Regions from separate parts of the Homo sapiens genome. Here region 1 is linked to region 2. Evidence: chromatin contacts called from ENCODE Hi-C data. All regions are on one chromosome and are shown on one strand. The core of a region is the stretch at or near the end of the contact, and the rest is flanking DNA. Distances in the headings are between cores, read along the strand shown.

Region 1 (4,980 bases), core at 910-3,409, 110 kb after region 2:
ACTAGCTTCATTCAGTCATTCAATGAACATTATTGTTAAACCTATTTCAGGAAAGACATTGTGAGAATGGCCAGGGATACAGAGAGAAGACAGTCCATATGTGCAAGACATTCATATGTATATTCAGCAATGTATATATGAAGAGTTGAAACAGCCATGATCTAAAAAAGGATTCAATTGTTCTATATGATTTCATAAGGCAGAAATAGGAGCAGAAGAAAGAAGTTAGAAAGTAACTGATTTCAGCTCCATATAAGGAAGAGTATTTTAAGAGTCAAGGCTAATGAAGGGAGAAGCTGTCTGAGAAAACTGCAAGGTTCCCATCAGTAACGGTGTACTTAGAGAAGACACTGTCAAAATAAGACAGACAGTAACCTGGACTATCTTGAACATTCCTCACATTTTACACAACGATTCTATACTTTCCCACGAAATGAATGAAAGTCCAGATTCTACTTGTGCACTTCAGCATCCCAGGTTTCCTAGAGTTGCTACTTCCAACTCGGTACCCTGTCCCACCGTGAAGCAATGCTTTATACTAACAAAAGAGAACAGATCTGAGCACAACAGGAATAATGAGAAATAGGAAGAAACTGGCCCATAAGCAAATGGAACACCAGAAATCAATACTGTTCTATGTGCCTGGAATTTGTAAAGAAAATGATCCTCTATCCTTGAATTCATAAATTCGATTTAAAATATTCATTTATGTTCGATTAATGTAAATAAGGATTTGTTATGTACTGCATTCCTGGTTGTCAGCTATTTTTTTCTCAACAAAGAAAAATTCATTTTAACTTAAGATCACTTGGAAAATGTCCTAAATAAGCACTCCAAAACCCTCTATTACAAATATATGTGGAAACTAACTTTAGAATATATTTCTTAAAATGAATGATTCATCGGATATAGTCCAAATACTATTAGCTAATCAAATTGTGAAATTCTAATTAAATGGCTACTTAAGTTTAATCTATTTAAAAATCACAGGCAGGAGGCTAAACACAGAGAAAGGGTTTAGACCATTTGGTTCTAGCTTTTATAAATTGGTTTAAGACTATTAAGCTTACTTTCACTCATTTTATTTTGTAATTTTATAAGTCTCATTTATTTGGCTCTAAATTCTACATCTGGGTATTTAAGGAGCTCGACCTTCCAAACTGTTAATATTAACTTCTTGGAAGCAATCCCTCCCACATTAGCGCTTTTTCTCAATTTGGGTACAATCAAGGGGGAAACAATTGGATATCCAAGGGCTCCTTCTTTTAAATAGCAGCCCAGGAAGACAAAAGTGAGAAAGAAAAAGAGGAGCATCTTTAACCAGCAACCTTGAAAAAAGGCATCCCCAACAGCTGTCGCCAACTCAGCTGGCTCGCTCCCATTTCTCAAAACACCGCCTGGACGCCTTGGTCAAAAAAAGAAAAAGAAAAGAAAAAAAACCAGATTCCCGCTTCCCTGGGACAGGGAGCTCCCTTTTGTAGAAGTAGCTAAAGAAAGCGAGGCGCCCCACGGGATTTCATCTCGTCGTCAAGGCAGCGCCAACCCCAGCCGTCCGGCGCAAGGAAAGCTCCGGCGGGCCCGGAGCCCACGGCGGCCCCAGCCTCCGGCAGAGCAGCCCCGGCAGAGCCCGGAGCCCCGCGGCCGCAGAGTTCCGGCAGCGACCCCGGACGGCCCGGCGGGCGTCCCCCGGACCGCGGCGGAAGGCGGGAAGACGCGGCTCGACTTACAGTGACACCATCCTAGGTGACAGCACCAGTGCAGCTTGAAGCACTTGCCATGGCTGTGCGTGGCACAGATAGACAGCCCGTCGCACGGCTGGAAGTCGGGTCTGCGGGCGGCGCAACTCCGCGCCAGGGCCTGAGCCTCATCTAGTTTCTCGCTCTTCCAACCCCGCTCCGACGCCGGCGAGGCCGCCGCACTCATTTCCTCTCCCTCCGCGCGGAGCCGACACCGGGAGCCCGGGAGAAGCGACGTCTGGGTGGGCAGGAAGCCGAGCCGGCTGCGGACGCGGGAGGGCGCGGCACGGGCCGGGAGTCACGCCAGCACGCGGCGGCGGCGGGAGCGCGGCGGTCCCAGGCTCGAGGAGGAGCCGCCCCGGGCGCTGCGACCGGGTCCGGGCTGGCAGCCTCCCTCCCTCCGGCGCGGCGCGCGCCGCGCCCCACGCGCACACGCACGCGCACAGGCGCGCGCCGGTCGGCCCCGCGCGACGTTCCTCAGCGAGCCCGGCCTTCTCACACACACGCCGCTGGGGAGCTTGGCCGTCGGCGTCCCCGCCGGTCACAGCGAGGTCCTCCTCACATACTCACTCCTTCCTCGGAGAAAGACCCCGACGGAGGGCCGTGGTGAACACACACTCCTCGGCCGCTTTGTACTCACATGCACGCCAGCCTACATATGCACTTCCCCCCGAGTGACACTGGCCACCGAGAACTGACACACGCGTCCACACGCTCCACGGAGGGCTGCGCACACCTGGCCCACGCCCACCCGAACCTCCTAGTGGCCCGGGCCGGGTGCATCGCGTAGCGAGGATCTCACACACACAGCCTGTCCCCACAGGCGTCTCACATCTCCCTCGTACACACCTCCCCGTGTCTGGGCATGGAGCCCCTGGGAGGCGCGCACACGCTCGTGCACACGCGCGCACTCCCCCCACCCAGGGCGGGCCTCCTGCCCCAGCGCGGCCACAGGGCGCGTCAGGGGCCAGCACCGCCAACCCCTGCCCGCCTCGCCCCAAACCCCAGGCCAGTGCGCCCGGGCCTTCCCGCGCCCGCCCCAACCTTCGCCGGGACCGCAGCCCCTCCCCCTTCTCCTCCCACCCCCGCCTCCGTTGAGCGGGAAAGCAACAAAGCTGGGTGCATTGATGTGTGTGTGTGTCTGCGTATGTGTAGTTTGGTGTGCATGGGATGTGTGTGTTGCGTGCGTGTGTATGATTATTTGGAGTATGTATGGTGGGTATGCGTGTGTGGTTGTGTGTGGTTAGGTGTGTTCATGGTACATGGTGGGTGGTATGCGTGATGCAAGTGACTGGTGAGGTGTGTGTATACGTGTGTATGTGAAATGAATGTTATAACTGAGGTGGAGTGTGGGTGGTGTGTGTGTGGTTGAGTGTGTGTGGCGTGCAGAATATGTATATGTGTGTAGTTGGACGTGCATGTGCTTGTGCACGTGTTGTGGGGGTGGGTATGCTTAGTAATACAGAGTGGTGTGTGTATGGTATATGTGTGGCAGTGCAGTGCGTGTATCTGGCATGTCGAGTGTGCACATGGCATATACGGATCAAATCGGGTGTGTGTGGTACATAGGAGTGGGTGGGCACACAAACAGGACTCATGTATGCGGAGGACTCTGCCTTTCTGTGTTAGCGCCTGCTCTGGCCAGCAGGTGTGACTGACCCTGTGGTGGCTGCGGCTTCCCCACACAGTTGGCTCGCACTCTTCCCTCCTGGGGACAAGTTGCTCCAAATAGATTTTCCATGCCAGGCTCTGCTGCTGAGAACCGACCCCAGGCTGGATTCACTGAAGAGGAAACAAACCATTTGCTCCCATGGTGCACTGCTGGGAATTAGTGTTTCCCTGCAACAAGGCCAGAACCCAGCCTTGAACACAGAAGAGGAGGGGACACCCCCTCCTTATTTGCCAAACGCACAGAAGAATGCTTGTTCAAGGAACAAGGCTTTCAGCACAAACACTGTGTGGGAACATGTTTATGCCCAGGTCCACTTTCTCCTTTATGCCTTTCCTGCTTTGCACTGACAAGAGACTCATCATGGTTTTGAAACAACCAAATTCATCCTCAAGCTTGAAAATCCTTGCTGCCATAAGCAATCTTTCATAATTTTCCCTTTTATGTAACCTTGGCTTGAGAAGGGAAATGTAATTTGCATATATCTGACTCTGGTGAAATCTTCATTTATTAGGGATTGGGGAGAGACTCAATTTGGCAGCAAAAGTATTTTCCAGAAAGGTCTGAATCAAAATCACAAACTCTAGTTCCCCCATTAACCTAACATTGAAACAGTTGCAAACATGAAGAATCATCTCATCAGCTTCCACCCCAACTGCTCCCCGCCTCAAAAAAATCCTAAAGGAATACATCTCTGACACAAAATCTATGCACCCCTGCTGTTAACTTCACAGTCTGACCTACCTCAGAATAACGGAAGTAAAAGGCAGAGAAATCTTAATCAAAGAAATCCATACTCCATTATTACTGCAGCAAGCCAACCAACAATTTTTCAAAGGGGACTTTCCATCTGTTCTACCCTATTTTTCTCTTTCTCCAACCTATAACTCACTCTAATACTGCCCCTATCATAGAAGGCCTTATGACGGCATCCTCTCTGTATTTCAGTAACTAATACTTGTATGGGATCCTTCCCCTGACTTTTACCCCAGGGTGAACCATGTGGTAAGATTCCACAATATATGAAATAAACCATCTCAGCTAGTAAAAAATGAGCATGAGAAAGCATGCAATATAGCACTTTAGCTAGGAGGCAAGATGAATTATCCAAACACCTTATTTTAGGTTAGACACGTGATTTGAAGTTGAGAAGCCTTTACATTTTCTGTACCATGAAACTCATTCCATCACCTTGCCCTAAAGACGTTATTGATTTCTACTGTCTGGTGTGGAGCGGGAGGAGGTAATTGCTGTGACCTCTCAAATATATACACACAGCTTTCAGGATGTGTTGTTGGGATACGATTTTTAAATTTTTTATTATGAAACTTTCCAAAATATACAAACATAGAGAGATGAAGATAACCCCCCATGTACCCATGTACCCATCACCCAGTTTCAACGATTATGAACTCATTTAGAAAACCTTGTTTCATCTACAGCGCCACCCACTCCAGGCCCCCAACCTGTCCACTGGATCATTTTTAAGCCAATCTCAAACATCAAATCGTTTCATCCATTAATATTTTGGTGTATATCTCTAAAGGAAATTTTAAAATCTCTAACCATAATTAT
Region 2 (5,097 bases), core at 128-2,627:
AGTGAGCCGCTGCAGCAGGGGAGGGAGGGTTGTCGCATCTGAGAAAACGTAAACCAGTGTTTTTCCCCTGTGCTGTGAACGGTCACCATGTTGTTTCTTTTTAATTGTGGTATCGAAGGGCTTGGGTTTTTAAGGTTATTTTTCACTGAGCCTTTCAGTCTGTCTCTGTGGCCTCAAGCACTCGCCTCCCTTAGAACTGCTCATTCTAGGGTCATGACTACTACTCTAAATGAATCTCCTGCAGAGACTTTCTGCCACATTTTCCCCTCCTCTCTCTAGGCAGCTTAGCAACTTGTCTGCCTGTTGTAGTATTTCATTACCTAATTCATTATTAGCTGGGACCTACTGAGAGTTTTGAGGCATTGGAGAATGAGGGTCTATGAAGAGTCAGGTTCAATCTGAGAGCAAACTGTGTTGTGGATGGGAATTTAGAAAAGGTATTTCCTGGTTGCAGAGGGGAAGGAGGTGTGTGGCTTTTCCTTTATCTCTGAAGCCAAACTTTGATTTAGGCAAAACTTTTAACTATTAAGGACCTCCAGTGTGAAACAGCTTAGGTGGTGGCAAAAGACTGGCTGAGGCTATAAGAGATACAAGGAAAGATTTGAAAGTGAGGTGGAGGGCAGGCAGGGAGAAAAGGTGGAAATATGCTTCTCAGTCCACTCGTCCTACTCCATCTCCACCTTCATTGCCACCAGTGTCAATACAAAGTGGCCCGTGTCTCTCGCAAACTAGGTTTGATCTTCTCATGTGTTAGTGTAGAAAGATAATTAGGAAAGGAAGTGTTAGGGTTTTGATTTCAGGATCTTAGTAATTGTAGAGAGTAAGAAACGAACAAGCCGAGCTCAGGCTTCTGTGACTGTCCGTGTCTTCAAGTATGATTTGGAAGGCTTCGTGTCCAGTATCCCTAGGAGTAGTACCATCCCTGTTCTTGAGAACTTGCCCTGTAGGGTGGCAGTGGATCATGGTTGTTTTCCTATATCAGAGCTTGATATGTTTGTTAAGAGGTCTGTGACCGGGCACGGTGACTCATGCCTGTAATCCCAGCACTTTGGGAGGCCGAGGCAGGTGGACCACCTGAGGTCAGGAATTCAAGACCAGCCTGACCAACATGGTGAAACCCCATCTCTACTAAAAACACAAAAACTAGCCGAGCATGGTGGTACATGCCTATAATCTCTCCTACTCAGCTGAGGTAGTAGAATTGCTTGAACCTGGGACGCTGAGGTTTCAGTGAGCTGAGATCACGCCACTGCACTCCAGCCTGGGTGACAGAGCAAGACTCCGTCTAAAAAAAAAAAAAAAAAAAAGAGGTCTGTGGATCCTGAAAGCCCTGATTTGTTTTCTTCCTTCCAGCGGATGTAGTTACTGCTCCCACTTCCACATCTGTGAGTCACTGAGCTTTGCAATGTGCTGGCACCCCATGTTAGCCCAACACCCCTCTCCCTGGGGCTCTCAGAGATCATCAGGACCTCGTTTTCCACAGGATTTCCTTTAATGCTGAGTACTACAAGGTCATTTCCAGGGTTGCCACTGTTTCTTCCTCTCGTATTCACTACAGTTTAATTTTTAGCTCTTAACACTGGACTTTGTTACATGGGAAGAAAGAAATTTGCTCTAACAGACAGCAGCAAATGCATTTTTCCTTCTCTTCCAGTTGGAAAATCACTCCTAACCAGTTTTATCCTTGGGGAGGTTTAGTGGTCTGAGAATACTTTTATGTTTTTGGAGTGAACAGAGATTATGTTCATATTTGGTTGCTTCCCCTTTATTTTTTGTCTGACCTTAATTTGGCATCTGTAGACGGAAACTGTTACTTATCTTCAGGGCTGCCATGTATCTTTGTGACATTGCCCCTAATTTGCTTCTGAATATGCAGTAAAAGATAAAAGCCATGATTAGGCTCAGTAAACATTACTGTTTTTCTTGAAACTTTCATGCCCTAAATGCCTGTTAATCTCATGGTGCCCACCTCTTCCCTGGATGGTGGAGTGTGGCCTGAGGTGGCATTGCCCTTTGATCAATTGGAACAAAGACTCAGAGGAGAGATGTGACCTCCTCAGGTTATACAGGGAGCTGGTAACAGGATTGGAGCCCATGTTTCCTGATTTCATCCCATTGTTCTTTCTAGGGGGACACTTCTCTCTGGGAGTATAAACAACACAATCGCAGTAATTACTGCCATTGATTGAACATCAAATAGATGCCAAGCCCATACATTATGTCTAATTTTCATAACAATTCTGCAAAGTAGAGTTTTACAGATAAAGAAACTGAGACTGAGAGAAGCTAAATTCCTTGCCCAGAGCCACTCACCTAGTCTTGGGCAGAGTCCAGATTGAGCCCAAGTGTGTCAGAGCCCTGCCCTGTGTTCTTACTGCATGGCGAGGGTTGGTCACAACGCCAGTGATAAATAGTAAGAAATCAGAAATCTGCATGCCGGCCCTCCCATCCCTTCATTTGATCAGCAGATGATGACTCTGTGGCTGCTCTGTGCAAGCACAGTACTGGGCACTGGTGAGCAAGACAGAGGGAGCTGACCTTAGCAGCTCTCATTTCCATAAAGTTTTCCCTCTCACACTCGGCATACCCTCTCCTGCACATCCCCCAACCTCCTTCATTACCCAGTTTTGCCTGTGCACGTTGCTCTGATGTCCCCTTCCTTTCTGTTTCTGTAGCCACATCAGGACGAGGGCCACATGATGTTGCTTCTTGGAGACTGGCTCTGTGCGCAGTACCTGCGGGCCTTCCTGTGCTCTCTAGTTAGTAGCGCTCAGTGAGAACTTGCAGAGTCCCGTGCATCTGCTACGTGTTCTGTGTGCATTACCTTCTTGAATCTTCATAGCCACTTTATGTGATGTAGCTATAGTCATTATCCCCATGTGAGCAAAAACAAACAAACAAGCAAAAAGTACCCAACTCGGAGAACTTGCCTAAGATTATGCTGCTAGTAATTGCTAAAGCCAGGGTTTGGGCTTAGGCTGATGAACTCTGCAGTGCAGGCTCTTACCCACCAACCTGTGCAGTGCAGACGCTTGGGACAGGTTCATGATATAGGGCAAAGAAAAACGTCCTTTTACCAATCTTATACATAAACAAAAACACTTCTGAAATCAACTTTTAACTATGGGTATCTCTGAATTGTAAGAAAAGCTAGCGTATACTGAGCCCTCGCCTGGTACTAGGCAGGCGACACTTTAAATATATATCTCATTTAATTTTTGGTAATCTCAAAAGGTAAGCATTACCCCTTCCTTCCCACAGGTGAGGCAATTGAGGCTTAGAGAAGTGAGGTGACTTGCCTAAAGTTACATAGCAGGTTACTGTCAGAACTAGTATCCAGATTCTCCTCTGACTCCAAAGCTTATGGCCGCCTCCCCCAGGATCCCATTTCTTCTCTCTGCATATGAGCTGGATCAGGTCCACTGAGAGAAGAACCGCAGTTTGGCAGGTCCCACCACAATAACAGGTGGAACAAAACATGGCTGCTGTAAGAGCAGGCTAGACCGGCCCTTTTCCCAAAAGCAGCAGACGAATCTTGCAACCCCATAGGTGGCGACCAGCTTTATAATGAGACAGGGATGAGATTTTTAAATGACAGTGCGTCTCCTGTTACCATGACAGAGAAAAGCGGTATCTTTGCTGGCCGTATGAAGTGATGGACATGGGAATGCAAGGCTGGAAGGAACTAACTAGCTCTGCATAATGGTGCCAAAGAGGGATCAAGAAACCTGAAAGGAACCTATACATACGGGACATTTGGAGACTCCATTGGGAAAAGGGTCCACAGACAGGTCAACCTGCAGCCACACCAAGGAGGGATCTTAGGGGACGTGCCGATTTCTAACTCATGTTCAGTATATATCTCACTAATAGCTGGTAGCATGGATTGTTTTCAGGAGAATGAAGGAAGCACCATGTTATGCTTCAGCATCGTGTAGAGCAAGTTGAGAGGCTGCCTAGCCACGTGATGTTGTTAATCGTATCGGTTTTTATTTTTCAGGGAACCTCAGAACCTGTTCTGGATCCACAGCAAATCCAAGCATTTGATCAGCTTTGCCGTCTCTACCGAGGAAGCTCCAGGGTAATGTTTGCGTGGTTGTTTATATTTTTATTTCCCTATTTATAGTTTACTGCTTTAGACAGGCAGTGTCTTGGAACCTCCCTCTAGCCTCCTTCTAGCCTGGAAGGTGCCCTGGCATCCCTGTTATGGCTACATGGACAACAGACCCTGGCCCCAAGGAGCACTCAGAGCTTGGCAAAGAGAGCAAAGGAAGTAGAAAGCTGTCTGTCCCCTACGTACCATGAGCTGTGAGGACACAGAAGGGCCTCTGTGTTTGACCTCCCTCCAGAGAGAGCAGGCCAGAAGGTTGATCCCAGGAGGGCTTTGCTTAGGATATGGATAGGTGCCCAATCTGTCCGAAGCCCTAGACCCTCCTGGGCATCTGCACTGGTTGAATTAGTTTTGGCCATGAAAGACAAATGCAAAGTAGTAGTGGTTTAAGCAAGAGAGAAGTGTAAATGCAGCCAGCCAGGGCACATCCACGTACCTCCCTTCAGCTTTCTTCTGTCCTGTTGCTCTGCCTTCCTTAGCACATGACTTAAACTCGTATGGTTCAACATGGTTGCTTCCACTTACCTCCACTGTCTAGAATTTAGACCCATGACCATACCTCACTGCAATGGAGACTGGGAAAATTGATTTTTATTCCAAAAGACCTTGGGCTACAATTCTTGGTCTAATCTAACTGTGGAAGAAGAGTACAGACTGGAGGGCTTCTATCAGTCACTGCCACCACATCAGACCGGGTGTCCCCCAGGCACTTTGGACATGTACTCATCGCTTTCTCGACCTGTTCTTCATGCCTGGTGCCTGCCTCAGGAATGATACCTCTGTCATCCAACCACCTAGAGCAGAGACCTGGCAGCACTAGGCTCACTCCTCACCTTCCTGCCACCTGACTGGGGACATCCTGTGGGATCTTGTCTACTAATCCCTCTTTTACCACTACCCCGGGTGGGGCCTCCTTATCACTCACGGAGGCCACTGCAGGTCTTCTGATTGGCTAGAAACCCTTCTGTCCCCTCTCCATGCTGCTG

Evidence for each region. A loop is a pair of places that touch in the nucleus more often than their neighbours do. Pooled maps may share reads with other maps.
Region 1: a loop to region 2 is called in a map of endothelial cell of umbilical vein, with 2.5 times the contacts of the local background. The contact joins the promoter of C3orf70 here to the enhancer-like site in region 2. A Hi-C loop is called at or near these places in 2 of 168 maps with a recorded cell type or tissue (cardiac septum and endothelial cell of umbilical vein) and 1 of 50 pooled maps.

Annotation. Positions count from the first base shown.
Region 1 is chr3:185,150,901-185,155,880 of GRCh38, forward strand. It overlaps C3orf70 (chromosome 3 open reading frame 70), which reads right to left and starts at 2,160. Exons shown (of 2, transcript NM_001025266.3): 1 at 1,728-2,160. The coding sequence starts at 1,923. RefSeq lists a silencer at 1,566-1,785 and an enhancer at 2,206-2,345.
Region 2 is chr3:185,044,479-185,049,575 of GRCh38, forward strand. VPS8 (VPS8 subunit of CORVET complex) reads left to right here. Exons shown (of 48, transcript NM_001009921.3): 47 at 4,001-4,081. Among named protein-coding and RNA genes, the nearest start is that of C3orf70, 110 kb to the right of the region's middle. Within about 2 kb of position 1,378, at least 7 of the 41 ENCODE cell types and tissues checked have a DNase peak (open chromatin) inside an H3K27ac peak, as active enhancers do; they include endothelial cell of umbilical vein, where a contact is called at or near this core.